4 separate regions of the Mus musculus genome follow, and all the other regions are linked to region 3. The links are chromatin loops, found by intact Hi-C in ENCODE. Cell type or tissue: heart. All regions are shown on one strand. Region 1 overlaps Ate1 (arginyltransferase 1). Region 2 overlaps Fgfr2 (fibroblast growth factor receptor 2). Region 3 holds the start of Gm51499 (a long non-coding RNA gene). Region 4 overlaps Gm33771 (a long non-coding RNA gene).

Evidence for each region. Peaks named below come from ENCODE experiments on the same cell type or tissue, not always from the same donor. Only the 100,000 strongest peaks of a DNase experiment are listed, where the experiment ranks them.
Region 1: a loop joins it to region 3, with 9 times the contacts of the local background. A loop is called at or near these places in 24 of 42 quality-filtered maps.
Region 2: it touches region 3 in a loop (2.3-fold over the local background); 4 of 42 quality-filtered maps call a loop at or near these places.
Region 4: it touches region 3 in a loop (9-fold over the local background); 18 of 42 quality-filtered maps call a loop at or near these places.

What each region holds. Positions count from the first base shown.
Region 1 is chr7:130,471,926-130,479,925 of GRCm38, forward strand. All of the region lies in intron 8 of Ate1 (arginyltransferase 1), which reads right to left. Among named protein-coding and RNA genes, the nearest start is that of Ate1, 44 kb to the right of the region's middle. In heart, CTCF peaks have their summits at 4,237 (motif pointing left) and 7,272 (motif pointing left); no DNase peak of the experiment used is centred here.
Region 2 is chr7:130,174,903-130,182,902 of GRCm38, forward strand. Fgfr2 (fibroblast growth factor receptor 2) reads right to left here. Exons shown (of 18, transcript NM_010207.2): 11 at 7,739-7,860; 12 at 5,463-5,573; 13 at 2,773-2,963. Among named protein-coding and RNA genes, the nearest start is that of Gm39096, 84 kb to the left of the region's middle. In heart, a CTCF peak has its summit at 4,296; no DNase peak of the experiment used is centred here; H3K4me3 peaks cover 507 bases; H3K27ac peaks cover 1,301 bases.
Region 3 is chr7:129,650,058-129,658,057 of GRCm38, forward strand. Gm33122 (a long non-coding RNA gene) reads right to left here. Exons shown (of 5, transcript XR_869975.1): 1 at 7,823-8,000; 2 at 3,792-4,105; 3 at 3,010-3,231; 4 at 639-1,499. Gm51499 (a long non-coding RNA gene) reads left to right here and starts at 1,280. Exons shown (of 3, transcript XR_003946877.1): 1 at 1,280-1,711; 2 at 1,955-2,104; 3 at 2,566-3,051. In heart, a CTCF peak has its summit at 3,848 (motif pointing right); a DNase peak (open chromatin) is centred at 3,844; H3K27ac peaks cover 353 bases; H3K27me3 peaks cover 1,140 bases.
Region 4 is chr7:130,377,047-130,385,046 of GRCm38, forward strand. It overlaps Gm33771 (a long non-coding RNA gene), which reads right to left. Exons shown (of 3, transcript XR_378532.3): 1 at 2,774-8,000; 2 at 1,419-1,972. Among named protein-coding and RNA genes, the nearest start is that of Gm33771, 8.9 kb to the right of the region's middle. In heart, a CTCF peak has its summit at 3,906 (motif pointing left); no DNase peak of the experiment used is centred here.

The DNA of each region.
Region 1 (8,000 bases), 820 kb after region 3:
TACTGGGTCTGCATTACCATTCTCAGGACCAGGACTATATCCCCACTACTGTACTATGTGCTGGATCTGACGACATGTCTCTGCTGGACGATGAAGAGTTATTTTCTTCTGAAAAACCAAAAATGGAAAATCTGGGGTTTTCGCTATTTTTATTTGTGTATTTGTAACTTTAATTAATAAAACAGTTCTTTGTTATCTGAAACCACTGTGTTTGACATACTGCTAAAGTTTCAGAACTGAAGAGTTTTTACATGTCTGTTCATAATCAGAAAAGCTTTTACTTTTATTTCTATAATGATTCCCCACATCCAGGTGATATTAAATTGCATTCAAGTATGAGCTCTGTGAAGCTGATGTATAGAGATAATCAAGCAGAAAACAAGCTCCTTATAGGAACTAACAGCTTAGAAGCAATTTTAAGAATTCAAGTAAGTATACATAACTAAGGTGACTCTCTAGATAAATCCACTGGCATGAAATTTTTAATTTAAAAAAAAAGTATTACCTTCTTATATTTATAAGCACTATCACTGGATTTAAAATTTATGATAAAGGACTTACCACAAATGGTTTTAATAAATATATACAGAAAGAAAAGAGCTACTATTACTATTGAACATACAGATTTTCTTTTAAAATTAAATTGTTAATACTAAGTGCTTTGCCTTAATCTGATTTTTGTGTATTTTAAATCCTGACTCTCTCAATAAAAAGACTTTACAAAGTAAGGCTCTTTCCAAACGGTATACCAAAAGTAATAGAAGTCCAAACGTGGACTCTCCCAACTAAACAGTGTTTACTGAGCACTACGACCCAACCTTGGACTGCTCAGTGACTGGTCTGAGCTTCCTTCACTGCTGTTCAACCGGCAACTCCTGCTCTTACAGCCCTTCTTACAGGAACACATATTCCATGGTGACATAGCAGACTGAGAACTCAATGAATGCCGAGATCAAACAAGACTGATGTCCCCATGGAGACTAATCCACCCCAGGATTTACTATTCAAGGTTTTTCTGAAGCATTCACGCACAACTAATGGGCAATGAAAACTGTCAGGGAAGATGACCCTAATTTTGAACACAGCTAAGAAGGTCTTGGGAGGAATGATGAATAGTTCTACTCGCTGAAGGAAAGCTAGCTAACCCAGCAAGAAAATAGCTTGAACTTTTAAGATCCCCAAACTAACTCAAGTGTGTGCAGAAAAATCTTGAACAAGACAAATCTGTGGCTTTTTTCTATTCAGTGTTTGAATTTCTACTTTAAGCGTGCTTTCTTTAGTCTCAAAATCCACTTTTACATTTTAGTCACCCTGGGGTCCTATAAAGGAAGACTTCAGTGACTGTCATTTCATTTCACAAAGCAATACACATCTCCAATTTCTACTGTCTCAACAATCACGTGATGCCCAAAACCTAACTGAGGAACGTCAACCTCCTGACCAATCAGCTTCAGGAGAACTGTCTGGCCACATATGCAAGATGCTTGCATTGTACTCACCACAGCAAACTCAAGACAAGAAAGGATGTCTTCAGTTCAACTGTTGGGCCTTACTGGCAGCTCTGCCCGAGCCAGAACTGCCCAACAGGCCTTAGATGCAAGGGAAGGGAACAGCTATCAAAGGACAATCTAGTGCTTTTGTTCCAGATTTCTAATTGGTGCCTTTGAGTAATAACACTCCCAAGTCAAGTGTATGGGACACAATCTGAAACTATAGGATTCTTTCCTTACATATACAGCTACAAGAAACAAAACCCTGCTCCTCTCTGGTTTGGCCCAGTGGTTCAAGCCACAGCCCTGTCTTCCTCTTCTGATTATCATTATCACCAACAGACTGCTGGCCATCACCTACAAATAACTATGTTTTCACTAGGTCCCTCCTGCTTCCTGCTTTACCTCTTCAAATAAAGCTGGGCCTAAGTAATAGACTAAACCAGGTAAAGCTTTGCTCCCACCAGTTCACTGGCTGGCCATCTCCACAGCGCTCCAACTCATGCCAGCTCTCAGCACATCTGCTCCTCAGGGTACTCCACACTTAGGGAAATTATCCAAACTCCAGCTTAACAGCTCAGCCCCTTCCCTTCATGTCTCCATGGCTTCTTTCAATTCTCTCCCTCCCACCACTTCTCTTTCCAAATTCTGGCCGTTAGCAATACCTTACCACAGGAAGCTGCCTCACACTATTATGCTGACATAAGAGAAGTGAAGTCCCTGGGTCCTCCCAGAGTGTTTGCCTAAGTCTCTTCAGAAAGCCAAGCAGTTCGCCATTCAAAAAATCTTGAAAAATGGTTTGAAAGCTTTTATTCATGGCTTGTTAGCTAATATTATGAGGATTAATAAAATAATGCTAAAATATTAATTAAAGCATATCAATTTCAATACTGATAAGTCACAGAGAGGAAAACACAGCAGAGTCTGCGTCTGACTCATGTCATCTATTACAGTCTCTCTAAGATCATCCCTGCTCCTTCTGATTGCAATGACCATTCACCAGCTGACAGAAGTAAAATTCTTTCTGGCTTCTGGCTATTATGAATAATGCTGGTATAATCATTCATGTATGATTATTTATGTGGATACATATTTTTATTTCACTTAGGCATAATCAAAAGAAGTTTTGAAATTATAACGTTAAATATGATATTTTGAAAAACAACTGAACTACGGCTCTACATTTTGTTTTCCTATCATCAAAATAAGAGAGTTCTAATTTCTCTACATTGTGCCAATCTCTCTCTGTCGTTTGATTCTATTCATTTAATGAGTTCATGGTGATTTTTCTCTGGTTTTAACTTCCATTTCCCAAATGAATATCAACAGACTGTTTCTCTGGTGTTTTCTAGACCTCTGTCTCCCCTGGAGAAGCACAACATTGAGTAACTTACCCACATTTAACTAGGTTCTACTGCTGTTATTAGAGTGCTATTGTATTCTGCTGGTTCTTGATGCCAATTTAATTACATTCTCCATCCTCTTCAATTTAGTGAACTTTGTAAAATACTCCAGAATATGCTCTGGCGTGGTGTACTTGAAAATGTACCGATTTGAAATATCACAATGAAGCCCATCACTTTGTATGCTAACTTAAATTTTAAAGGGGGGCAGTGAAGGAGATGTAGTTCAGTAGCAGAGTACTTGCCTGGGCTATTCCATGCCCTGAATCCAATCTCTAGTACTGGGAGAAACAAAAAAACAAAGAGGAACAGCTGGGAAGCCAGTTAAAGCAGGAATGCTTTACAAATGAGCCATGCTATCTGTAGTTTATGACTTGCTTGACTTCAAACGTGGCTTTTTGTCACTGAGGAGTATAGTATTGATAGACACCAATTAAGTAAAACTGTGAGCACATTGTTCAAGCCTTCTAAATTATCTCTAACTTCATCTAAATGTCCTCTCAAAGTATCAAGAAATTGTCCTAAAATGTTTAAGTGTCACTGATTTGACAATTTCTCCTTCTCCTTCACTTCTTTTAGTTTTTATTTTTACTTTGAAGGTGTTATTTTTAATGATTGCATTTTAGAATACACTTGATTTTTTGTTTCATTATGAAGCATCTTTCTGTCTTCAGTTTCTATCAGACAAAGACTACTTTGTTTGATTTAAAGACAGCCCATCCAATGTTCTTACGATAAATATTCATGGGAATAACTTACTGCAGCCTCTTACCTGTAAGCCATCCGTATCTTCATATTTAAGTGTAGAGCTTGCTTTTTATTCTTTTATCCAGTCTGACAATCTCTAATTTTTAAATGGAGTATGTAGTCCTACAGTGTAAAACAACATAACCACTGGCCACATATGGCTATTGAAATTTAACTAGAACAAAACTCTGAAATTTTTAAGTATAATGCAATAGCTATGTATACTCAAAAAAGTTTGAAACAATGCAAAAATAAAATTTCCCATGCAGCCAAGTTTGATTTAGGCTTTTATATTTAATGTAATAAATAATTGGACTTAAGAGGGCCATCTTGCCATTGGTCTTACAGTTTTTTATTTTTGTTCCAGTTACCTTATTTGACTTTTTCTACTTTTTAAAATCTTTAATGAACTGAAAACAATCTACTACTGTATCTTATCTTCACTATTGGATCATTCACATTATCTCTCTGTAATACACATAATACACATCTCATAATGATTTTCACAAGGGAACAATTTTGCCTCTTTGGAACTTTTGGCAGTCTGTCATCATCTACAGGACTGTGCTTATCATGGTGAAGAGTGCTACTGGCATCTAGTGGGCAGCAGCAAGAGGTGCAGCTAACTTTCCAACAGTGATCAGAGCCACACAGCACCTCCCAACCAAGTGAAGTGGTAAGGCTCATAAACCCTGCTCTCAAGTTCAGTAAATCTATCTCTAATTACCCGCTTCCTTCGTGTGAGAATCTTGAATGTGAGCATCTCACAACTGTGTCATTCTGTCTCCTTCCCACCTTGCTTTTCCTGACTCATATTGTGAGATGTGGTTCTCAGCTCCTAGCTAGTCTGATCTACCCGTCTGCGCTCAACTTTCATCATGAGAGGTAGATACTCTGTGAGAATATAAAGAATGTGATAAGCACAGTCCTGCATGTTACAGATGCTAGCTTCTCAGTAAGTATTATAACTCCTAAGAGAGAGGACTTGAATCTGAAATGAAGAATCAGAAGGACATACTTGAAGAGATGCCCAAGTGTGTGTTAACTTGTGCTGCAGCTTCCTCTGTTCTCTAAACATGACAAGGAGACCACAATCTACTGCACTGGCTGGCAGAGTCTGACTCTGAAGAGAAAGTCAGGAATCTCTTGACCTCTGATACAGAGTCCCATTTATTTACCTGCACTTAACTGAAGACATCTGTAAGCGGTGCCACACAACATGTAACTCAGACTCAGAAATATCTCTAAGTCAGAAGTCCCCTAAACCTAGCAGGTAAATGTTCATCAGCAGCTACACACAATCACACAAAATTAGAACTATAATAGAAATGCACTGTCTAGCTTGACAACATGATAAAAGGTCTTTTCCCATAAAGCTTAATGACTGCAATTGGTCTTCATGAGTGAAAAGGGTTAATCCCACAGAGAGAAGTAACTGACTCTACACACATGGTCCATTCAAATGACAACATATCAGATTACTGACGTAATTACTATAACCTGACAATTTCATTAGATTCATGTGGCAGTTAAATGGCTAGGACTTACAACAAAGGGACCTGGCTCACTCACATGACTTCTTATGGACAAAGTGAAGCTTAAGGTTGGCTATGTGAACTTCAAGTCTCCTACATTTTACTGTCTTTGCTGGAATTATTCTTGTTTTTTAAAATTAGGAAAGTGCCTATCTCTGGTTAAAACATAAGCTTAACAGTAAAATTAACCATGTAGAAGAGAGGCTTCCAGCATTCTCTTGCCTTGCTTAGGATTGCCTCTCAGACAGTGTAGTGAAATAGAACCAAACCCTGACTGAGCTCAAAGCTACTGAAGGAGATTTGGGGATGGCTGCCATTCGAAGGGCAGCATCTGTGGAATTCCAAGCTAATGGACTATCAAGAGAAACCCTCAAGGTATTTACTACCAGAGAATCGTGGGCGGGGTGATGATTTTTAATTATTTCATCTTTCTCCTGTATACCCATAAGCCTAATAAAAATTTGTCTTAGAAATCAACTTTGCCAAGAAGCTAGACATCTCCAAATCACCAAGAAAAGAAAACAGAAAATACTAACAAGCTGTCACTCAATTCTGGTGATGATGCTCTTCCTTCACACTTTCCATCAAAGGCTGCAGGTTCCATATACTCAGCCAGTATTTAACCAGAGTAGTGACCAGGGATTTAAAGACCTTCAGTGGTTGGTCCACTGTAGGGTAGTAGGTAAACTCCAAGCCCTTTCTGCAACTAATAACATCCAAAGGTAAAAAGACAGAGCTTCTGGTCTCAAGTAGGCTCGGTCAAGCTGAGAAGACAAGAGAGCTAAGTATATTAAAATACAAACAGTAAACTTCATTTGCTGTCAGATGAGTACTGTCAAGTTATGAATAACTAACCTCATTCATCTAACCTCACTCAGTACACCAACTTCATTCAGTCATCTCTCCATCTATCCACCCATCCATCCATCAACCCATTCAAAAAAGTATTTACTTACGCAGTACCTACTATAATATAAACATGGAGAAACAAGGTCCTCTTCTCACTGAACTTACATTAAAGAGAAATTAATTGGTGAGACCCATTTAAAAGCATTTTTGCAAATGGTCAATATCATCTAAATCAGCAATTCCTAACCTGGGGTTGTGACACCTTTGAGGATCAAATGATCCTTTCACGGGGTTCACATTATCAGACATCCTGCATATCAGCATTTACATTTGACTCATAACAGCAGCAAAATTACAGTTATGAAGTAGCAATGAAATAATTTTATGGTTGAGGTCACCACAACATGAGGAACTGCGTAGAGTATCACAGCATTAAGAAGGTTGAAATCTCTTATATTTTGGATGTGAGCCTAGCCTTTAACAGCTGAGTGGGCTGCAGAGATGGCTCAATGGTTAAGAGCATTGACTGCTCTCCAGAGATTCTGAGTTCAATTCCCAACAACCACATGGTGGCTCACAACCATCTGTAATGGGATCTGATGCCCTCTTCTGGTGTGTCTGAAGACACCTACAGTATACTCACATATAAATAAATCTTTAAAAAAAAAAAAAGAACCAGGGATACACAGAGAAACTCTGTCACAAAACAAAAAAAGAAAAAAAGGAGAAGAAGAAGGAGGAGGAGGAGGAGGAGGAGGAGGGAAGAGGAGGAGGAAGAAGAGGATGAGGAGGAAGAGGAAGAGGAGGTTGAGAACCACTAATGATCTAAGTGTTAACTGACCTGGGATGTGGATCTTCAACTTCAGCATCCTTTCTAAAATCCTATACATGGAAGCAACTCTACCTAACATAAGTGTTTTAAGCTACATTTCTCATATTACTAAACATAATTACATTATCATTTATCACTTGTACTTATTTTATCAACTATTTATAACATTTAACATAATTTTATTCAAAATATCCAAGATTTTTATTGATTCTAAAATATTAAATAACCCTTTTAGTTTTCCTACACTGCCTTAGTTTTCAAAAATTTATTCATTTGTGTGTATAAGAGTACATTTGTGGGGCTGGAGAGATGGCTCAGCGGTTAAGAGCACTGACTGCTCTTCCAGAGGTCCTGAGTTCAAATCCCAGCAAGCACATGGTAGCTCACAACCATCCTTAACAATATCTGGCGCCCTCTTCTGGAGTGTCTGAAGACAGCTACAGTGTACTTACATATAATAAATAATTAAAAAAAAAAAAAGAGTACATTTGTGTACTTCTATGGATGTGTACTTCATGCACATCTGTTGCCCAAAGAAAACAGAAGCGGGTGTTGGATTACCTGGAAATGGAGTTATAAATAGTTGTGAGCCACTAAGCAAATGCTAGGAAACTTACTCAGGTCCTCTGTAAGAGCAGCGAGTGATCCATCTTTCTAAGCCCTAAATTACCTTTAACTACATTTATTTTCATGTACAAAATTAAGTCTCGTTATACAGCCAAACAAAATTTTCTAGCCTTTTCTGTCTGATACTTCTCACTTCTACGGTCAGAAAGTACTTTCTCAACTTTGGCAGATAACAGAATGTAAACTGTCTCCAAGAGTCTCGTGATTTCATGTTTCTACTATATTATTTAAAATTTTATGTTTCCTGTACTATGCTCGGTGCTGACCACAAATCACTTTATTTAATTATAATAACCTTGTGTTCCTCCCATTTTCAGATTGGAAAGCAGCAGGCCAGAGAACTTAACTTGCCCACAGGCCCCTCACATCCCTCTCAACTCAGAGCCCAGCACCCTTTCACTGTCACTCTTTGCTTCCATCTTAAGACTGAGGGATTAGAAAATGTGACCAAACCAGCTTCTCTGATATGGTCCACTTCCGCTGGTGATGATTCAAACTGGTCATAGGTCATCACCCA
Region 2 (8,000 bases), 520 kb after region 3:
TACCATCTTGCTCACTCTCTATCCCAGGAAGCTGGAAAATACCAAGAGCTAAACAACTACACGGTGTCTGGCCAATGTAGGCTCTCGAAAGGTGGCTGGCAGTCAATGATCACCATGTTATTTGTAAGGACACGTCTATGCCTCGCTGTTTCTGCAACCCCCAAATGTACTCATTCTCTCTTTGCAAAGTTCATGTGACAGCCCTTGCTCCACTTTACCTACTGGCTGCAACCTAAAAAGTCCACAACACTGGGGTGGGTCAGAACCATGAACATAGTTGTGGACCAGCACGCTCCTTCCCCGACTCTGAACAGGGACAGACAGCTGATCTCAACTTCAGCCCAGAAACCCTTTTAGTGGCACCAGGGGTGACACTCTCTGCCTCCTTCATCTCAGCTTCTCCCTAATTCCCACCATATGGAAGTCACACCCTCCTCTTTGGCCTCATAACGATGTGTGGCCCTTCATGGTTGAGCTTCATCCTCTGGCTTGCTGTTGACAACTTCTCTTAACTGGCTCTCAGAGATGTTCAATGCAAGCTCTGCATTTCCTACAGAAATTACTCCCTGCCCTGCTTCCTGGCTCCTAGGTCTTCCTCCCATTGGGAAGGTTCACCACTGTTCAGTTTCTCCAGTCAGACATTCTTGTCTTTGATCACTCTGCTTCCCCTAATCAAACTACTACCATGACAGCAGAACTTGCCCAGATTCCAACTACCAACTTCTTTCAGTGTCTTGGGACCTGATAAAGTTTGACCCAAAGAGGAGCTCAGTGATTGCAATGTACCACACACAAGAGCAAACTGTAAAGCATACAGGACCCTGAGACTCACCTTTGATAGCTCTACATAGCCCCAAGGGCCAAGCTCAGGGTCCCAGCCTTGCACTGTAAGGCCCCAAATGAAGAGGGGCTTTATTGAAATGTCTCTGATAGTTTATACACTTACTCTTTAATTCCACATTTACTGGCATCCCCCCCCCCCCACTGTTACTCATGACTCCTGTTTTGAGAAATCAAGAATGACACCTCACTGGACAGCCTGGCCCAGAGAACAAGTTCCTGGGGAGTCTTGAGGACTAAAGAGGACTAAGGAAAACGAAGAGCCAGTTCTACCACTGCCCCATCAGCAGCAAGCCCACTGCATGCAAGCATCCCCCATCTCCTACCAAGAAGGACACACAGCAGCAACCAAGCCTGGAGCTGACAGGCTGCCTACGGCTGACTGCCCGGCCCAGGGTTCCATGTGCAATAGTTCAAACATGTCAAGAGGAAATCATGCCACAGCTATCCACATCTGCCAGACATTAAATCAAATACACATATATGTGCGTGTACACATATAAACACATATACAAACATGCACATACACACATACATATATATATATATGCACATGCATGTATACATATACATAAAATGCAGACATCTTGGTTCCTCAACATTTCCTAACCTAAAACCCAAAACATTTGCAGTGTTGGTGAGATGTCATGAGTGGAAAGTTTCAGATCATAAACCTTTGTTTTATGCATAAAATTATGAAGGATACTATGGCTATCCTGAAGCTCACTTTGTAGAGCAGACTGGCCTCAAACTATCTCTGCCTCCCGAGTGCATGCACCACCACTGGCCAACAAATGTCTGTTTCTCCTTGATAAAGATTTTCTCAGGGGCACCCTGCTCCCACTATGTGCACACACACCATGCATGTATAAAATCAGAACTCAAAACTCTTCAAATTTGGCTTCTTAAACCCTCTATATCAGAAAGTTTTATAGTGGTTTCAAAAAAAAAAAAAAGAAAGAAAGAAAAGATAAAAGAAGGAAAACGTATAAGCTATAAGCTGTAAACTCTCAAGAAAATAGAAAAAGAAAAAAGTAAATAAAACAAAGCACAACTTGGAGCACATACTAACTCTAAGCCATGTTCCCAGGTGATGGAGAGCAGGCTGAGAAGCAGTATGTGGCACCTGTGCCATCTGACCAGGTCACCTCACTCACTCTTAACACTAATGAAGCCCCTGGGGGAATCCAGATTAATGACCCTTCTAGTAGGCCAGGCTCCAAGTCATAGAGAAGCGCCCCTCCAGGGGATCCTTTGTCTTTGGCAACCTGAGGAGTTAGAGACAATGGAACTGCAGCAAGCTCCACTCCAGGTAGGAGCCAAGCATCTCTATGGGAAGAGCATAAGTATGGAAGTGAGGAAAGGTATCTTAGGTCCTCTGAAATCCCCATGAAAAGTCTGAGCACCTGCCTCACAGCTTCCAGAATAGCTGGAATGCTTAGCGTTCCATTGTAAGTGGCTGGCTTGGAATGCCAGCCATTTACCTCAGGGGACCTGGCCAACTTCTGACCACAGAGTCACCGAAGGAGACAAAATAAACAGATATCCCAGACTCTTGATGTCAAAAATACTTCTGTGCTCAATCTCCATTCTCAGATCATTTAATTCCACATCGAGCTCAACGGTCTAAATTTAACACCCTTAACTGTGGTCTAAGCTCACTCGATCGAAGCCAGGTCATCCAGGAGCATCTCACCTGCCCTGCCTCAAAGCAGGGTCCGCTCTCCGGCAGTTGTTATGAGTTTGTGAGGCTGCCTCTGGCCTCTCAAGAGTCCATTAAACCAGAACGTGAATAACACCACAAATATTTTCCAGGTTGTATAAGACAAGTGAGGACTAGATCAAGCAAGTGAGCACGTCTGAACCACCCAGCTTCCTCAAAGACACTTAACCGGCATTTGCATCCAACCAAGTGGAATGGGAAGGACTCACTTTTTGGGAAGCCAAGTACTCCATGCCTCTAGCCAGCTGGTAGGTGCAGGACACCAAGTCCTTGAAGGTCATCTGCTCCTCGGGGACACGGTTAATGTCATAGGAGTACTCCATGCCAGGTGGCCTCCGGGCTCGGAGGTATTCCCGGAGGTTGCCTTTCGATGCATATTCAACTATGACGTAGAGAGGTCCTGTGGCAGAGGGGAGAGGCTCCTTAAAGCAGGGAAGGCTGGAGGAACTATTCCGGGGTGACTCAGCAAAGGCTTTGGTCATTACAACCTAGAGTGGATTTGTGGTGCTGAGGAGTAAACCCAGAGCCTCGAACACAACACGGTAGTAAACGCTAAATAAGTATACCATCACTTGAGGTAGCCCCAACCTTTTTCTTTTTTAAGGTTTTACCACTCAGAAAGGCACGGATAACTGGGAGCACCTCCATTTCTAATCTTTCCAAAATGATGATCAACACAATAACTTCCAAAGGCTTAAAGAAATAAAAGACATAGTTGTAACAACTTTCCTTTGAATGCCCTTCTTCCCTCTAGAGCAGTGATTCTCAACCTTCCTAATGCTGCAGTCCGTTAATACAGTTCTTCACGTTGTGGTGACCCCAGCCATTAAATTATTCCATTTCTACTTCATAACTGCAAATTTGCTACTGTTACGAATCATAATGTAAATATCTGTGTTGTCTGATGGTCTTAGGGGACCCCCTATGGGGGTAGAACGACTCACAGGTTGAGAAACACTGCTGTCTTCCTGGAAAAGCAATGTCCATCAGAAGCATGGCCATTCTAAGTCCCTTGAGCTCCTTTGTGTGTGTACGTACATGCATGTGCATATACATATATTGTAAGGATAAGTAAATACTAAATCTATAGGATGAAATAAAAGAGAGAATTTAAATGGCTTCAAACAGCCAGAGCAAGGGGTTGGTCCAAGGGTTGGAGAGAATGGTCCCCAGGCCACATCCCCACATCCTGCCCGATACTGGTCAGGGTCATCACATTTTATTGTCACACAGTCACACCCATTCATTTCTCTATCATATAAGCTGTTTGTTCAATACAATGGCAGTGACAAGTACCTGTAACAGAGACCACAGGTCCACAAAAGTCTAAAATACCTACAGTAAATAATACTGGAAGAAGGTTCCAGTCTCTGCACACCTAAAGAGAAGCTGCGCAAGCATTTTTCAAATCTACTCATCACTGTCAAGCTGATTTCTAAAGTACCAGTAGGCACTCCTGAGAGCAGCCAGGAGCTCACTCCCCAGGGGGTGGGAGATGGGGGAGGGAGGGGAGACTGCACTTTTCTTCCACTCTCTCTGTGAAGCTATTCTGCTCAGCCATCTGCTGCCTAAAGCAAGACAGGATTCCTCAGTCCCCATTTTGAGAGAACTTCTCAACTAAAGCATACTGCTCTTCTCTTATTTTAAGAAATCTCTCTTAGCCCCATACACAGCAAGAGCGTCAGCAGAAATTCCTTTCCAAAGTCCCCACTTCCAACTTTCCACGCCCCCTAGAGGGCAGACACAGACCTGCTGTGTACCCATGGCTGGTAATATCTTCCTAAGGGTAGAGTTAAAGTGACTTTTAAAAGTTGTGTCTGTATGTGTGGATATGTTTGGATTTGTATATGCAGATACACGTGCAGGTATGTATGTGTCTATGTGGCAGCCAGAAGACAGCCTTGTTTTTTAGACAGTCTCTCACTGACCAGGAACTCACTGAGAAGGCTAAGCTAGGGGGCCAGTGAGTCCCAGGATCCACCTCCCTCTGTCTCCTCCTTAAGAGCTCTTTTTTTTGTTTGTTTGTTTTTGTTTTTTTTCGAGACAGGGTTTCTCTGTATAGCCCTGGCTGTCCTAGAACTCACTTTTTAGACCAGGCTGGCCTCGAACTCAGAAATCCGCCAGCCTCTGCCTCCCAAGTGCTGGGATTAAAGGCGTGCACCACCACGCCCAACTCTTTTTTTTTTTTTTTTTTTTTTTTTTTTTTGGTTTTTCGAGACATGGTTTCTCTGTGTAGCCCTGGCTGTCCTGGAACTCACTCTGTAGACCAGGCTGGCTTTGAACTCAGAAATCCGCCTGCCTCTTGCCTCCCGAGTACTGGGATTAAAGGCGTGCACCACCACTCCTGGCAAGAGCTCAATTTTAAATATGGATTCTAAAAATCCACTTCAAGTCCTCATGGTGCAAGGCCAGCCCTCTATTGATTGAGCTGTCTCCCAGCCTCTACTTTTGTGTATTTTTGAGAGAGTCTTCCTAGGTATCCCAGACTGGTATCAAACTTGTAACTCTTCTGTCTCAGCATCTTGAGTGCCTGGGATAGGTGTGATGGGAAAATGCATTCTTTTTTTTTTTTTTTTTTTTTTTTTTAAACATGAAGTTAATTTTTTTTTTAATTTATTTATTATTTATTATACACTGTAGCTGTCTTCAGACACACCAGAAGAGGGCATCAGATCTCATTACGGATGGTTGTGAGCCACCATGTGGTTGCTGGGATTTGAACTCTGGACCTTTGGAAGAGCAGTCGGGTGCTCTTACCCACTGAGCCATCTCACCAGCCCGGGAAAATGCATTCTTGAGATGCTCTAAAAGCAGAAAGCCAAGAGCCCAGTTGTTTCTAGTTGAAGCCTGGCAGTCAGCGGTGTGGTGTGGACAGAAAACACACCCTTCTCGTACTCACCATCCTGCGTGCAGGCCCCCAGGAGGTTGATAATGTTCTTATGTTTCCCAATCATCTTCATCATCTCCATCTCTGATACCAGATCAGACAGGTCCTTCTCTGTGGCATCATCTGTGAACACGAATTAGACAAGCCATTAATCAGCTGGTTTCTCCCAACTCCCAAGCTATCACTCTTGACCATCAAACTCTTAGAATACCGTGGAGTTGAATTTTAGAGCCAGAAACACTTCCCCATCTAATCAGTGAAGAGATAAAAGCTGAAGCCGGTGAGTGCCATGCTCAGTAACAAAGAGATCACCAGAGGGCACATGGGCAAACGTTGGGACCAAATCTAGGCCACAAGACCAAGGCCAAGTCTTTCGAAGTGAAGTACTTGATTGTGAATTAACCCCACCCTCTGATGTATCCAAGGTACCTTCTAGAAAGCATGTCAAACTTCCTGATGCACCCCCAAAAAACTCCAAGAACAATGGGGAGAAAGCCATAGGAAAAACATTGGGAACCACTAGAAAATTTGTTTTTTACACAGCAAAAATTCCAGAGCCTTTAGCTTATTCAAAGTTAGGTCCAGGCCCATAAGCACATCTACAAATGTGTGTGTACACAGAAACAGTCGAGTGAGCAAAAGAGACCTCTCTAAAGCTCCAACTACCACCTTACCAGAGATACAAGTCACATCTCACATACATGGCACATACGTGGCAGAGGCCCAACACAACATGGATTCACAGAGAGCTTCAAACAAGAGGAAGAGCATTTCCAGGGTACTGTGCTCTCCTCTCAGTTAGTTCTGCTGTCGTTTGGATTCTTGTAATGCTAGGATGCAAACCCAGTACCATGTGCACACCACGCAAGTGTTCTGTCACTAAGCTAATTCAATACAGAAATACTTAGAAAAGAAAAATCTGAGCTAAAAGAAAAGCAAAAGGGTTAAAAATGAAATAGAGGCACAGGTATCCAAAAATCTATCCTGACCAATACAGAGAAGAGGGAAGAGAGGACTATGGACAGACACATGGCTCAGTACACTTGTCTTCCTTACACCTCAGCCATCCTCTGGCTGTCACAAAGAATGTTGAAAAGGCATGTCCTCTGACCACGATGAAAAGGATGGTGGGTGATCTTGCTTAAAGGGAAGGGCCAACCCCTAAACCTCCCTTTTGCACTAGCTCCAGGGATCTCAAAACCAGAGGTTCTGTGGAAAGCAGTATGATGCCTGATCCTTCCCAACCCACAGCTTCCAGTAGGTACCAAGGGCTGCCTCTGCCCTGGTGCCCCGATACTTGCTATCTCCTTCCTGGTATCAGTCTCCAAAGAAAGGAACATCCCAGATTTCACTGGGAGTCTCAGGTCAATAACTAAAACTGACAAAATGAACCATGTCCTGGCCCTTTGTTGTCTGCATCAGGGAGGGATGTGGTAAGTGTCCTATCAAAGAGAGAAAAGGTCGGACTCCTGAGAACATGCCACATCCCACAGGCCCGGGACAGACTTCTCTGCCCACAAGCCAGGGAAACATTGAACATGGCTCCTTTCTCCTTTCTGAGATTCCCCAACAACAGGATTTATAATGTGACCTTTCCCTTTATCTCTTCGATAAAAGAATACCCATGCAAGGATAAGTTAATAGTTGAAAGCAATTTAAGCTCCTTGGGCGTCATCATCAAGCTGTGTTAGAAAGGTTGTGGATAAATTCCCAGACCCCCTCCCCTCCCCTCCCCTAAAAAAAAAAAAAAGAAAAGAAAAGAAAAGAAAAGAAAAGAACAAAGCGGGCATTTATAGCGTGGCATTATTGTTTACATGTCCCTGGGATTCTGCATCAGTTCCAATTGTTTGCTCCTTTTTGGCTTCTAAGCGACTCTTTGAATCCACATTTTGACATTCTGTCTCCAGTTGCCACTCCAACACCTACCTCTCCTTATTTGTATGTTAAAAGTCTGGGTCCAAAATTTAACCAGCTAAATAAACCCCCTAAACTTTCTAAACCCATGAACACACAGAAAAGAAGAGAATCGGGACCCTTTTCTAAGGAGTTAGAGACCGGTTCAGCCCAGCAAGCTACAACTTGCTGCTAAACTGGCTTTTCTTTTTAAGTACACACAGCTCAAGGTAAATCCTCCATCTCATTTGCTCATTTATCCTGAAAACCCCCTCAACCGCCAGGTCAAGTATGTGCTCTCTGACCCCACGTCCCTGCAGAGTTCACATGTCACAAAAGGAACGCTCGCTCCTGATAAGACCCTCTCCTCCCCGACCGCCCATCCGCCCACTCACCTTTCAACATCTTCACTGCCACGGTGACCGCCTCCTTGGGTTTGTCTTTATCGATTCCCACTGCTTCAGCCATGACTACTTGCCCGAAGCAACCTTCCCCCAGGGGTTTGCCCAGCGTCAGCCTAAATGTGTAAATACGGGATTAGCACACCGCGAGTCTGGCCGAGGGGCACAGGGAGGGAAATTCCAGAACTAAATATAAAAATCTTCCAGAGGCATGCATATGGAACCAATGAGCCTCCGATACACACGCAGGCTATTT
Region 3 (8,000 bases):
AAATCACTTGGGAGACACAGCCCTTGGGTGTGTCTGTGACCGTAGGTCTAAGGAGGTTCAGCTAAGGTGGAAAGGTTCATTTTGAAAGTGGGTGGCACCATGCCTTGAACTGACATCTTGGACAGAGTCAAAAAGAGAAAGCAAGCTGAGCACGGGCGTTCATCTCTGTTCCCTGACTGTGACAATGGGACACCTTTCACACCCCGCTGCATGCTTCCCAGACACAAAGGACTGTGTCCCCTTAAACCGTGTGTCAGAAACAATCCTGTCCTTTCCTTCCTTAAGTTGCTTCCCCATGTACCACAGCAGTGGGCGGCCTCCTGCCTGTCACCACCATCACACTTTAGATGAGGCTGTCACCTGCTGGACATCAAAGAGATCCGGGGAGAGGCACACAGACCTAAGGTTACATGGGCGCCCATGGAGGCTCCAGATCCAAGAGCATATCCCCATCTACGGACCCCCACAGACAGTCAAGGCCGCAGCATATTGTCTACCACTCTCAGCAGCTCTGCCGACTCCCCCAGTCCTAAGATCTAGTAACTGCATTGATGGCTGTGACCCCTGCAGGATCCTACAGGCCCCAAAGACTCTGTTTAGCACAGGTGTAAGTACTGTCATCCAGCTGGGACTCATACCTGTGACCAGCCTGGAACACAGGGGTGTGGGTCTGCAACTGATTCCTGCAGGCTGACGCTCCATTCTTTCACTGAGGGCACAGAGCGTTCAGGGACGGTAAGGCCCTGGGCCTTGGCAGATACCTAGAAGGGGTGGAGGGTGGGCAGGGTTGCTCACCAGTCACTCAGTTGCTCCGATTTTGGCCTCTCTCCAGACAGACAGAAGCAGTCTGGGGCCCAGTGGCCTGCTTTGGAGATGGGGCATGAGAGGGAACCCATTATAAAAGGGGAGGGGGTGTCGGGAGGATAGGAAATCTGCTCACATGGCATTTTCTGGGCACAATGCCACCCTTTAGAATCAGTAGAGGCAAGAATCTACAATTTAGCCACCCTCACTCCCATGGGTAACTTCCACTGTTGGGCTATGTGTGAGAGACACAATTTAGAAATAATCTTTTATTCTTGCAATGGACAGATATTTACAAAGCACTTCCTCTTGGCACCGTCCCACTCCTGCCCCTGACACTGTGGCACTGAGGCAGCTTTCCCAGGCAGTTTCCCAGAATTCCTCAGGCCTCAACCCTACTTCCTCCTTTGGAGTCATCTTTTCCAAAATGGCTGCCCCCTCCAGGTTCCTTCTCCTACCATCCTTTCTTGGATCCTTTCCCACAGACGCGCATGAACATCACTGTGCTTTTAGTTGACTGCTCTCAGTGCCTCCCCTCCTAGACAGAAGCCCCTCTCAGGCTCACTCTCACCTCTGAGGTGATGCTAAGATCACCTGTTTATCCTCAGGGCTGCTAGGATATAACATGCTCAAGAAATGCCTGTGGAATAATAAGAGAGGCCACTCTCGCACTCTCTTCCCATCGGGGCAGGCACCTGTTGAAGAAAGAGAGGATTTGAGAGGAAGGGGTCAGTGGGGTGGGGGGACATCGAAGCTCAGAGACTGGCATGGAGGGCTGCCCACCCCCGCCTATAAAAAGAGAAGCCCCTAGGAAAGGCATCGACAGCCCACCCAGAGCAGTGTCTCTGATGAGGAAGGACCAGTGTGGACGCCAGCATTCTTCCTGGAGCAGCATCTGTCTGGACAGGTAGAAGGGAGGCCCTGGTGGGTTCCTGGAACCTCTGCAGAGCATGCTTGTATGTACTTGCTCAGCTGGCACGCCATGAATTGTTTTGGGGCTGTCTTGTTAGGAGATTAAGTTTTCTTTTAAAAAGACGGGGGAGGAAAAAAAAAAAAAGAGTCTCTAGCAGGGGCCTGAGTGGAGCTGACCTCTGATGGCGGCAGAGTCTGACTGGCACTGCGTTTGTCTAATTAATCTTCTTGTCAACAGAGTTGTTCTCTGCTGGTGCCAGCCCTGACATCATCCTGCAAGCTTGTCACACCGGTTCCTATCCAGCTACAAAGGCCTCTCCTTGCTCCCTGCTCACACCAGCCAGCCCATCATGGACTGCTGTATTGCATATATCTGCGCGGCATCATGGTGAGGCTGGATCTCCAGGGAGGAGACAAGAGGAAAGAGAGAGGAGCCTTTCTGACTTAGAGGGGCCCTGTAGATCATGGCTGATAGGAAAGCTGGTCAGGGAGCGTGGAGGTAAGGGGCGTTTCATACTGGAAGGAGCCTGGTCACCACATGGAGCTAGGCACTGGCCTTTAGGCAGGGTTAAATTTCAGGGGGCACAGAATTCAATGATATAAAGAACATGGCTCCTTACTTCACTGAATTGCCCTCAAAATAGCCCTGGAAAATTTGGGTGGTAAAGCTGCAACATACACCTTTAAAGATCCAAGTAGGGATGTCACACTGACCCAGGCTTCCCTGGCTGGGGATACTGGTCACAGTGTGAGTTTGGGGACCTTAACTCAGGACTCAGACTTACAGAAAGAATGTAGGGCTCTTATGCCGGATGGGGCTCCCTAGGTGACCATGTTGCACCTCTGTAGGGACTTCTTAAAGTCAAATTCAGCCATACAAGCCCTCCCTGTTGGTGTCATTGTCAGTGTGCAATTTGATGTCCCTCAAGCACTCAGCACCACCTCACCTTGCGTGCCTGTCTACTCATTTGCCAGGTAAAGGTGGTACCGAGGCCTTCTCCTCCCCCACCCCCCCCCACCCATCCTATGCCGTTCTGGGAATTGATTCCAGGGCTGTCTATCACTGAGATACATCCTGAGTCCCCTTTGTACATTAATTTTGTGACAGAGTCACTAGATTGTCTAATCCTGTAATCCTCCTGCCTCGGCCTCCCCATGACTGGCATCCCAAGCCTGTGCCACCATGCCCATTCACCTGGCTTCTTAACCAAGAAAATCTGCTGAGACAGAAGACCAGGGGAGGGGAGTCTGTGAACTTGAACAGAGAAACATGACGTCATTATTTTTACTCACCTCTCGCTGCAGTTTAGCAGTTGATTCAATTACAAATCTAGGCAGAGTGCCCTGGAGTATTAGCATCGCCTGAGATGTTTTCTTTCCTCCAACAGAAATCACAGCTACTTTCATGGCATGTTACAATTGAGGCACTTATCTCAAAATATCATCTGGACTCATCACTATTTTGAGACGACTGTAGTTGACAGGCCCAGTCTTCAGATCTCGTTAACTCACAGTCTAAAAAAGAACATATATAGGATTATCTCACAATTTTAAAACATTTTGAAAACTGTGCTGAGTGCCGTGTGGGTGTGCTTTGCATTCCTCCTGTCTTTAAAATGCTTTTTTTTGCAAACACTCTGAGTAACTCGGGGCTTCTCCAGATTGCCGAGGGGGAGGGGGAGGGGGAGGGGGAGGGGGCGTCATCTAACTGCAAGCTTCTCTCATGTTCTCTTTCCCGGCTTCAATGCACACCTCCTGACCTGATTGATGCACAGTAGGTGTTCAGCACATTTTACTGACAGAATAAATGAATGGAAGCCAGTGTCTGAGCCTGTCTTTGTTCTGTGTCAGGAAACCATGTGTCTTTGAAGAAGCAGCAGATTCTGGACACCCTTACAATTCAGGTGCATCGGAGAAAAGCCCCGTCCAGCCCCAGAGCCCAGGCCTAATCAAAGCAGTATCTAATTGGCCCATTTCCTTAACTGATACAGCCACCCAGGCCTCCAACTCCCCGAGCATCACACTGGGGGATGGGGGATGTTCTCAAGAAAATGCCTCCATAATCCCAGGCTCACCTGGTTGGTCCTCTGGGAAGATCAGAGGGCGCGGCCCTTCTGCGATGCCCGTTCTTGCCACGAGATGGCGCTGTGGACCAGGCTGACCATCCTCTTAGTGCCTGGCTGAGCTGAATCTCTGGGAACATGGCTTTAGACTTCAGGCTTTTCGTGGGATGGGGTTTAGTTTCCATCTCTGTGGCCACAGGGGTCACGGTCTCCGACCTCACTGCAGCCCCACTGTGGTTAATCAGTAGCTGGTCAGTTATCCATCAGTTACCTATCAGTTACTCATCATCTCCAGACAGGTTAGACAGCACTGCGTTCTTGATGCCCTAGGGACAAACCACAGGATTACCCACTTTGGCACTGGACATCCACACACCTCTCATTTCCTCTTATTGGGGCTTAGCATAGGGGCCGTGAGCCAGGTCATGACCACCAGATGGATTCAAGTTCTAATTCAGCTATGTCTTGCTGACATCATTTTTTTTTCTCCCCGTGCAGCCCACAGGTTTGAAGGAGCCAGTGCTTCTGTGGACCAAGAACACCTTAGCTGGCATGTGCTCGCCAAAAGCTCCAGGCCAGTCATTGTCTGTGGTATTGATTTCCACAATGCTAGCCTCACTGTCTGTCACCCAGAAAGGACAATGTTCATCCCACCCACCCCCGTTCCTTTGTTCATAGGATCGTTATGGAATGAACATCTACAATGCTGTGCCCAGTCTGGCACTACACAAAAGACCAAATGAAGGTCAACCCTTGTACTGTTTATCCTGTAGAGGAACGGACGGAGTGGGCAGTTTAGCACCCGAGCCACCACCTCCTGCTGCTCTAATTGTGTCTCTGCCCCAGGTCTCAGAGGATTATGGCAGTGGTCCTATGCTCTGCCAGAGTCTTCAAGTTCTAGGTAAAACCTTAGCAGAGAGAGACATCCTTAGAGGGTGGTGAACATTCACCCTTAATTCCCTTAAAAATGACCTGGAAAAGCAAGTCCTGGATTCAAGCTGAAGTCACTCAGTTGGCCATGCTCCCTGCTTGCTGAGAGCACAGGGGTAGCCCCACCCCTTCACTCCCCAGCCCATCTCCAGGCTGCATCCTCAGTCTGGTCCATGTTATGTCTCTGGTGCATGTGGTTCCTAGCCTTACCTGGGCCAGGACCCCTGGCCACTGGGATGTGAAGGCCTCAGGCAGGCTTCTGTAAGCTGGCCGCAGGCCAGGGTGCCCACAATTAAGAGACTCATAGTGAAAGTAGATTCTTGCGGTTCCCAATCCGGGCAGAATTCCCTGGGTGTCTGGGGACAATCGCAGGCTGAGGGACTCCGAAGGCGCCAGTGTTACTGTTTAAAGTGTTATCGGCTTAATGAACTGCTTACGAAGTGTTAAATGAGGGCGATGAAATCCCAGCATCTGGGCCCCGCTTTTATTTGTAGACTTCAAGCTGGGCGCTTAGTGTTTGAAAAATGCCAATTAATGCTATCAATTCGAATTTCTAATGAGGACCAAGGAGGCTGTGTAGTCTTACCTGAGCTATTCCAAAATGCACCTGCACCCACAGAGACTGCAGAAATGGTTGTTGCTATTTGAGTAAGAGAGGAGGACATTGGGGGGGGGGGGTGTCACTGTACTCTGTGGCATAATCTGGTAGATTTATTTATTTATTCATTTGTTCATTTCTCCGTGCTAGAAGAAAGAACCACGAGTTGCCATCCACATAACATTTCCAGGGCTGACCTAGGAAGTTTGTTGTTGCTGCCCATTCGTTCCAGGTCAGAAAATAATAGACTGTGGAGGAATATTCCCTGGGCTTCCAGGAGGGAACTTTCTGAGCCACCCTCTAGTCGAAGCAAGCTGAATTTGGGGGAGCCGGAAACAATGTAGAATTACTCCCTCTCTCCTAGGGTTTGTGAGTCCTCTCACCAGTGTGACGTCAGTCCTGTACCTCAGCAGCCATGTTTCTTGCCTCAGACACTCCGCAGCGTTACCCCCAGCAACAGCATTCCAAAGCAAACTTTCCAGTTTCCAGGGAACATGGAGCAAATGTTTAAATCAGTCGAAGTTAAACTAATGAGAGGAAGGCAGAAAAGAAATCCCCAACTTTCTTCTTGCCTTGTACAGACATTGCTTTTAATCTGCTTCATGCTTTGGGGACCCTTTTATCCCCATCTTGAAAGGAGCGTTACACAAAGCGAGGAAGCTCGGCAAACGCGGAGGTGTCTGGGTACGGTGCTATGGAAGAGCTCTGACAAACTCACGTGGAGGGGAAGCAGAGGGTTTGGGGGATTTGGATGGAGCCGCCTGCAACCTGACCTGGAGCTAGAAAGATGCCCAGGATGGAAGCTTCACTTTGCAGATGGTGTGCCAGCAGCCCAATCAAGATAGCTCCTGAGAGAGCAGTGAGGGGAACCCATTCCTCAGCACGCTGACAGGTCCTTAATGAGCAGCTAGTAGTCTCATTTAGGGACATTCACCTGCCTGGGCACAGTGGAGATGATTAGATGAGAACCGGCCCTTTCAGGTTAGTACCCAAGGATCCACTTTCTAAAAGGAGAGTGCCTGCACAGATTAATTTTTGAGCCAAGCTGGTCTTGCAAGGCTGGGTCTCTTCCCTCACTCTGCTCTTACTGCATCCTCCACTGCAAAGCACCAGGCCGGGACGAGCAGAGGCAGACATTGAAGCAAGAGTTTCTGGGAGGTGCTCTGTAGCTCCATTATCATGGTAAGACAAGCCGGCTGGCTGCCTCGGGTCAATGAGAATTATGTACAGAGCAGGCCTGTAGTAGCCTGCAATGTTTCTTTTAAGAAATGTCTGGTAGCTTGATCCATCCCAGAATATTTTTTGAGAGAGTATTTTTAAAGTATTCTATCATGGGGGCGTGGGAGGCAGTGTATCGTAAAGTGTCGATGCCAAAAGAAACCACAAACAGATGGGCCAATAGACCCGAATGTCTCAGGCACAGAGATGATGGAGATAAGAGGTTACTATGTGGTAAAGATCCACGGAGAAAAGGAGATTAGCCAATAAGTGATAGGAGAACCAGCCATGTGGGAGAAATCAGAGATAATCCCCAGTTTTCCCCATAGATCAGAATAAATTCCACATATATTTAGCATCAGGTAAACCTCTACTCCTGGGGCAAGGACTTTTCTGAAAGAGATGCTTAGAAATAGATCTAAAAGTAGAAGAGTTGGGGGTCTGTCTGTAGAAATACTGACACTTTGAGACAGTGGTCATGGTAGGAAGGCCTCCAAGACCTCACCAAAGGGAGCCCGCAAGGTGGCTTCCTGGGTAAAGGCGTGTGCGAGGAAGCCCGGCACCTGATTTTGATTCCTGCAATAGACGTGAAGTCGGAAGGTGAGAGGCAACTGCGCAAAGCCGTCCTCTGTCCTCTGCACGTCATGAGAGGTACCCCTCCTCCACCCTCACGCACTAATAATTTTTTAATTTAAAAACATTGTGAGTAATCTTATTTCATGTGAAAGGTTATTACCAAACAAGAAAAGAGCTGGCCCAATAGTACTAGGGGGAAAGGCTGAGTGAGAGCAGAGATAGAAACTTGGAAGGAATTGTGTAAAAACCTTTAAATCTGTTAATTAAAGCTATAAATGAAAGCCAGGTGTAGTGAGTCGTGCTTGGACTCCCATTTGGGGAGATAAGCCAGAAAGCCAGGGCAGCTTGGGCTACACAGCAAGACCCTGTCTCAAGGCACACACATATACGCATATGAACTCATAATAGACGTGTAAATGAGCACTCGACCCCCCATCAGATCTCTGCAGAGTAATCCATTCTCATCCGTTGCTGCTGGGAGCTCACACTGCCAGCAAGTAACTTCTTTCATGAAGATCATGAAGACGTGTGTGCGTGTGTGTGTGTGTGTGTGTGTGTGTGTGTGTGTGTATGTGTGTGTGTGTGTATGTGTGTGTGTGTATGTGTGTGTGTGTGTGTGTATGTGTGTGTGTGTGTGTGTGTGTGTGAGTCTTTGATCAAAGCTCCCCTCCCCCATTCTCCTCTTCCACCCCGCTGTTTTCGGGTGACCCACTGAACTTACTTAGGGTTACCTGCATGAGCACGGATGAGAGGTTATTATGAGGAGAGGAAGAGCGACGGACAGGTGGACACATGGCCGAGGAACATGACTCTCCCTTAGCTCACCATAAAAACAACAGCAACAGCAAAAATCAACACCCCCCCTCAAAAAAAATCCCTGTTGACTCTCTCTTCAAAAC
Region 4 (8,000 bases), 730 kb after region 3:
CTTAGAAGGTGGAAACAGTAGGCTCTCAGATTCCAGATAAACACAGTCTACTAGTGAGACACTGTGTCAAACAAATAAGGAATCGAGATAGGGCTACATTGTTTCCAGATGATGGGGGAAACTTACCTGGCTTGTTGACTCTGGTGGTGGGCTCCATTTCTTTTCCCTTTCCCCTCCCTCCCTTGTTTCTCCAGTCCATCCTTTTCATCCTTCCATTTTTGTGCATGTATGATGTATATGTATGTATATGTATATGTATGATGTATATGTATGTATATGTATATATATGATGTATATGTATGTATGTATATGTATATGTATGATGTATATGTATGTATATGTATGATGTATATGTATGTATATGTATGATGTATATGTATATATGTGTATATGTATGATGTATATGTATATATGTGTATATGTATGATGTATATGTATGTATGTGTGGGAGTCAGAAGACAACCTTGGGTATCAGTTCTCCTCTTCCATCTTGCTTGAGACAGTCTAGTTGGCCCATGGACCTTCAGGGATCGCCTTGCCTCTGCCTCCCATTTTAGCACAGGAGTTCTGGGATTGTGGATGTGAGCTGCCACGCCGAGCTTCCACGGCAATCCCTTTCCCCACTGAGCCATCTCCACAGCACTGTCCTGTGACTTTTGGGACAGGGTCTCACTCTGTAACTCAGACAAATTCACCATACTTCTGCCTCAGCCCTCCCAAAGCCTGGGATTCTAACCACGTGGCTGCACGTCCAGCTTGAATGCTCCATTCTCATCCTGGAGAGCGAGTCTTCTCCTTTTGGAAATGGGAGATCATGGCAGCTCCTCGGGGTCCATCGAGGCTGCCTCAATGGTTCTCAGCCACCATTTGCTTACATCTGTGGTTCTGCACACACTGACCCTCTGTGTGCACTTTCCCTACATAGCAGTTAAATCACACTGCTCCCTGTACATGCCCAGGTCTTTTGCCTCCAGCAGGGCTGGGGCTCCATTCCTTCTGCCTGGGTGGCCCGGTCCGCTTTCATCTCTAAAATTAACATCAGGTCCAAGAGCTCCTCTCTTGGGATCCCTCTATGCTTTCTTGAGGATACAAAGGATCTCACTTGTACTCTTAAGAGTAAGTTTGCATTCCATCTCCTGGTCTTGAGTTCATCCTCTGAGACCTGGAACTTCTAAGGAGAAGTCATGGTGGCCACTACATCCCCACATTTTTCCAGTGACTCCTGGTATTGATGAACTCATGGTTGCAAGCACTCAGCACATGTTTTTTTTGACACTACTTCAACAAGGCCCTTCCAGCTCACCCTGTTCAAAGCATCCTTGGTGCTACAAGCACCATCTAGCAGTCTTGTTTATGTATTCCTTCACTGTAAATGGTTTGGGTTCCCCTAGCATGTAACACTAATCTGTCTTACTTACCCCAGTGGCAAGGACGGTATCTGGCAGGACAGATGCTCAGACAGTTGTTGGGTGAATGGATCAGTAAGGAAATGAATGCCAGCTGGGCATGGTGATATGCATCTGCCGCCACCAGCTAATGGGGAAGCTGATTTGGGAGCGTATCTTGAGCTTCTGAGTCATGAGACAAGCCTGGTCCACATAGCAAGACTTCATCTCAAATCAGTAGTAAAAACAACATTAAAACATTTTTTAAAAAGGGATCAGATATAAATAAACAAGTAGATATACTAAGATTTTTTTTAAAAGAAATGGATGAATAGAGTTGGCATGTGTACTTACTTCTTTGCACAGTGCTTATGAATAACAAGCAGGTTGAACACCTCGGACCCCTAGGAGAGGCATCAGTCCTCGGGCCCCTAGGAGAGGCATCAGTCTGCATCAGAAAGATGTATTGGATTAGTGTTAGCTCTGTCTGTCCAGCATGTGCCCTGGGACCACATCCTTCTTGCAGGACAACTGGAAATAACATGCATCTCTACTGGACGATGTGGACTCCTCTCTGTGCCCAAACTCTGAAATGAAATGAAGAGTGCATGTCAGGCCTGCTCTTGAATGTCTCAGTAGCATACAAGAAAAGTGGCATTCCTGTAAAAGTTGCAGAGGCCATGGGACTTTAGGGCAAGTTAACGCAGTAATGAAACCGCCAGTTACTGTTTAGCTGGATTTCAACAGCACCCCGTCCCAGACGTTATCAAGGAATAGCAGAGCATGAGAAATTCCAAGGGCAAGTGGAACCGGAAGAAAAACTCTTAGCAGGTTTGAAGCTGTCTTCTGCATTTGTGGGGGCAGACTGGCAAAGTTTCCTTCCTTCCCTCCCTCCCTCCCTCTCTCCAAGATCTCCAATAGATGTCAGTGGCCTTTTCTCAGGGTGAAGCATGGTTCACAAGAGCTCCAATAGCTTTGACGTCAACACTAGAACATCTTGGCTTTCATGAACTTGAACTTATGAAGAAAAATTCAAATTAGGTGGAGATTATGCGGATCCCCTTTAAGCATGTTTTGTTGTTGATGGTGGTGGCGGTGGTGGTGGTGGTGGTGGTAGAAGTATATGAAGACCAAACCTAAAACAGGCCTGCTCACAAGTACCGATTTCCATACTCATTAGGCCAGGAATTCATTACGCAAAGCAATTGTTCTACCAAGAGCCAAATGCCCTCCTCATATGTATCCTGCCCTGCTCAGGGGTTTGTCCCACCTTTGTTTGTAGGAGCGAACTTGTATTTGGTCCCTTCTCTTGCTTTCATCTAGACAAGCAGCTGAACATGAAGGTCCCTTAGCACACATGTCCACATGTTGCCTGCATACCTACTCACCTATCTGTCTACTGGGTCCAAGTGACCACACAAGCAGGCAGAACAAAAGGCACGCCCCTTGGAGATGATCCTTAGTAACTGCACATCTGAAAGCAAACAGATTGGTACTTCCCTAGGGTTATAAAGCAACATTCTTTTATATGCCTTAAATTTACAACTTCCCTTTATGGGTGTTTCCGATATTCTTAATGCGTGAAGAGCCTATGAAATTCAATGTGGTCTAGTTTGGTCTCGCTTCTTGGGAATGCTTCCTAGACATTCCCCAGTGCTGTGTCAGGGAAGAGCAAACCCAGTCTGCATTCTGGATGTTAGGATGTTGGCACTCACATGACACACAGGACTCTCAAATGAGCCCAGTCTTGCGCTCATTTGACAGACACTCACAGGCACCATTCCCATGGACCAGCTGTGACGTTGACTTCCTAGGCTCCCTAAGAAATGGCCAAGGAAGAAGGGATTTAGGTAGTGAAGACAATGGAGTGCTTCTGAGAAGGCCTGCTGCAGACTTTAGAGATTTGAACTCATGGAACTGGAAGAAATGCAGGCCTGGTGGCTGGGAACAGGCTTCAGTGAGGATCAAGAAAAAACAGTGTGGAGAGAGACAGCTGGGCTGGATATTATGGGGTGCAAGAATGAAAGATAAGCCTTCCAGGATGGGTGGCCTTATCCTCACTGGATACATGGTAAGGACTTGCTGAGGTATAGAGGATGTGCTGGGCAGATAACCCCAGTGTCTGTATACTGTGGCTGAAGAAGTGTGGAGACTGACTGAAAGCTGACTACCAAAATCCATATCCCAGGGGGGTCAGGCTGCCCTAGCCCAACAAGGTTGGAAGTGCAGAGGGCACCAGAAATGAGGACGTTACTGCACTGCGTTCCACGGGGGATAGCAACTGAATCGTGAGATTCGCCGTCACAGCGTCCTGAGCTTCAGAAGAGTGCATTCAGGCCTATTCAAGTCTGAAGAAAGCAAAGCCAAGCCATGAAAATCAAAATTGATATTAAAAACCTAGACCCAGTGAGAGCCACCCAAAGGCGCTCATTTGCATGGACAATCAGAAGTGGGGGGGGGTAGGGGGGGACCAAAACAAACAAGGGAGTTCCTTCTGCCCCCTGGTGGCTTTGGGGAAAATTGAGGAAAAGGGCAGAAAGAGAGTAAAATCTTCACTCTGTACCCAATGTCAACTGAGTCAGGAGCTGTCTGAACAATGAAGATGGCAGAGAGCCTCCTCCCCACAGCAGCGCATCCTGTTGAGGCTGGAAGAGACTGCTCCTCTCCACTGGACAGTGCCCGCGGACAAATCTCTAGCTCAGCTCCTATGGGGAGTTGGTGAGCTGCATGTGCCCTGTGAGCCGAGCATTGGTGCCAATGCCAATGGCCCGCTGCCCCAGAGGCTGGATGCCCAGCTCAGCACGTAGTTGACTTCACCTCAAATGAGGCTACAGCAAACGGCTTTAAATACAGAAGCAGTCTTTGGGGACATCAGTTACAAACCCATTTTTTTCCCAGGGTCATTCTATACCTCTTTCTGCTGCCCATTTAAACAGCCATCTGTGGCACTACACGATGACACTCCTCCATTCCAAAAAGCATGTGTCTGGTTTCCTGACCTACTTAAGATAGCTTTCGGCTAACCTGGGTGGCTCAGTGAAACACTAATTTCAAGCTGCAACGCCTCCTCTGGAATATGCCTGCCTGCAGATGAATAATACAGAGAAGGGAAGAAAGCAAGAACAGTCGGGGGCAAGCTGGAAACAGTCGCAGGCATTTTCAGTTCGAATATAGCAACCTGCTGAGCAAGGCAATCCCACAGCCCATGAAATGGGGCTGATTTTCCAGACAGCCAGTTGGCTGGTTTTGTCTCCAACAAAACAAACAAAAATATGCATAACTGTATGAGGCCTTAAGCTCATTTTATCCTCCCCCACCCATTATGCCACAGGGATCCATGCCGAGGTGCCCTGGAGTAAGGCTCCGCCTGGGCTCCTATGAATAATTGTTTATGCATGTTCTATTAGGGAAAGACAGCCATTAGTAAGTGCTTACCATTTTAACACTGGTCTGTTCTTTGTGAAGGGCCATTTGAAATGGATCCTAATTACATGGTCTCCGAGACCTGTTTCAGTCTTGTGAACGTGCAGATAACTGTAATTATCCAGTAACAGAGGCTTCTTATTTCTTAAACGACTCTGAATGGCAATGTTGAAATGGCACTGGGTGTTTCTTAGGTTAAAGTGAACGCATTTTAACCATTTCCTGGACAGCTCAACAATCTTAGCTCTCTGATTAGCTTGAAAGGACCGTGTGCTCAAGAGCCGTTGGAGATACGTAAGGCCCCAAACACTGGAATAATGACAGGCTTAACACTTGGGTTTTTGTGAAACAGTCGGAGAAACGGGTCAGCGGTTAACAGCACCGTGCTGCTTTTGCAGAGGAGCTAGGTTCACTTCCCAGCACCCACATTTGGTGGCTTGACGCCATCATCTTTAACTTCAGTTACAGGAGATCCGATGCCCTCGCCTGGCTTACATGGGCATTGCATGCACACGGTGAAAATACACACGCACACGCACACACACACTCATTCTCTCTCTCTCTCTCTCTCTCTCTCTAACACACACACACTCATTCTCTCTCTCTCTCTCGCTCTCAAACACACAGTCATAAAACCTAAAACTTTTAAAAGCCTTTCTTTAGGGGCTAAGGGGTGTAGCTCAGACAGTAGAGTGTACACAGAGCCCTGGATTTGATCACCAGCACAGCATAAACCAGATGAGGGTGTAAGTCTGAAGCCCAATCCCTGGAGAAGTAGAGGCAGAAGAATCAAGACTTCAAGGCTATCCTTCTTGGCTACATATCAAGTTCAAGGCCAGCCTGGGCTACAAAAGACACAGCAGCAAAAAGATTTTTAAGGGGGGGGCTAGAGTAATGACTCATTGGTTAAGAGTACTTACTGCTCTTACAGAAGATCTGGGTTCAATTCCTTGCACCTACATGGCAGATCACAAATGTGTAACTCCAGTCCCAGGGAATCTAATGCCCACTTCTGACCTCAGGGGGCACCAGACACTCATGTAACATTTTTTATATATAATGTGTGTGTGTGTGACACAATATGATATATATCATATGATATATATTATATATGTTATTTAACATTATTTATGAAATAATATTATATATCACCCATATACATAAAATGAAAATAAATATTCTTGAGGGGGTGAGATAGCTCAGTAAAAAGCATTTGCTTGTAGAGAGAATCTCTCATGTACTCTGTGAAAGTATCACCTGTCAATAAAAATCTGATAGGCAACGAGCTGAGGCAGGCTTAGAAGGTGGAACATCTAGCAGAGAGAGACAGGAATTCTGGGAGTCAAACACAGGAGGTTCACCACTTGGACTTAGAAGAGACAGATATCTGAAACAGAAGAAAAGTAACCAACCATGTGACACACATGGAATAGAATAAGCAGGTCACACAAGTTACAAGCTAGTTGGGGAACAAACCCGAGCTTATGGCCGAGGCATTTATCCATACATAAATAGCCTCTAAGTCATTATTTGGGAACTGGGGCACGGGTGAAAAGCCCGTGGTTACTCTTGCTACCAACCCTGATGTGCTGAGTGTAAACTCCCCAGGCCCCGCATGGTAGAAACGGTGGAGAACCTATACAAAAGGGAACCCTGGATGCCCCAGTAACACAACCATATCCTACTAAGGACACTTTACTAGAGTGTGAGATAAAAAGCAACAGCATAAGCCAGTTGCAGGAGAGGAGATGGAGAAAAGTAACAAGAAAACCAGGCCTGTTTGAATAGGGTCCAAGACAACAGGCACACCCCGCACTGGAGATGCATGCATGGTGGATGAAAGGGCTTCAGAGAAAGAACGAGACTGTCCAAAGGGAAAGCCTGTTACTAAGAAAAAGAAAACACTCCCAAGAAGAAGAGTGGGCTAGTGACCTCTGGGGAAAGCTCCAAGAGCACTGGGCCACTAGGCACATGACCCATCCTTGACCTCTGTGCATACGCTCTGCTCAGTAGATGAAGACCAGGTCTGGAAGAGTTTCAACCTTTTTCTGCAGAAGAAGCCTAGAAATGCTCTGATTGAATGAAGCCCAGCAGGAGAGGGGCTTCTAGTCTTTGTTGGCCAAAGGGCTTTTGTTTGTTTGCTTGCTTATTTTGTGACAGGGTCTCTCTGTAGAGCCCTAGCTGTCCTGGAAGCCTGCCTCTGCCTTCCGAGTGTTGGGATCAAAGGCATGTGCCACTGCTGCCTGGCTGTTATTCTACTTTTATTTACGTTGTGTATTTACATGTGCATGTCCACATGTGTCACCGTGTACACGTGAAGGTCAAAGGACCTTGCAGAATTTGAGTTCTCACCTTCCATCATGTTTGTCCCAGGAAAACAATTCTGATTACCAGGCTTGGAAGCAAGAGCCTTTCCTTGCTGAGCAAATCACCAGCCCAGGCTCTCATGCTACTACTCCTGACGTGAGGTTTCCAGTCTATCTTCTTGCCTTAGTCAGAAGGCATGTCTGCCCAGGCTCTCCATCCACAGGTATCCACACGATCAGGTACAGCAGGGTGGCATTAATGCTTATCTTACACACAGCCGTGGCTGGCCAGGCATGCTGTGTCCCCACCCATGAGCTTGTCATCTCTCATTCACTTCCACATTCCCATTAGAAAATTCCCACCAAGCCCATGCTCCTTCCTCTACTCTAAGTCCTTTGGATAAAGCATTCCAGTGAGCATTAGTTATTTAGACATTTTAGTCAGTAAAGGGTCTTTTGTTTTTCAGCTGCACATGTGCGTGTAAGTGTGTGTGTACAGAGGCCAGAGGTCAACCTCAGGCATCTTCCTCAATGGCTACGCACTTTGTGTTTTGAGACAGGGTCTCTCGCTGACCTGGAACTCACCAATTAGTCTAGAACGCCAAGCCAACAAATCTGAGGAATCCTCAATTCCCTACAACAGCACAGGCCTATTCTAAGCTTGTGTGCCCGACTGACCCATGTTCTTAGCCCCTCTTTTTGAGATGATCAATGTTCCAGATGGTACAATGGCTGGAGAAGCTTGATTTAGATGAGACAGAGACAAAGATGAGACAGAGACAGATGATACTGATACAGACGATATAGAAGCAAAGGCGAGACAGATGATACTGATACAGATACAAATCATACTTAAATAATCCACAACATAATGGTTTAGGAAACA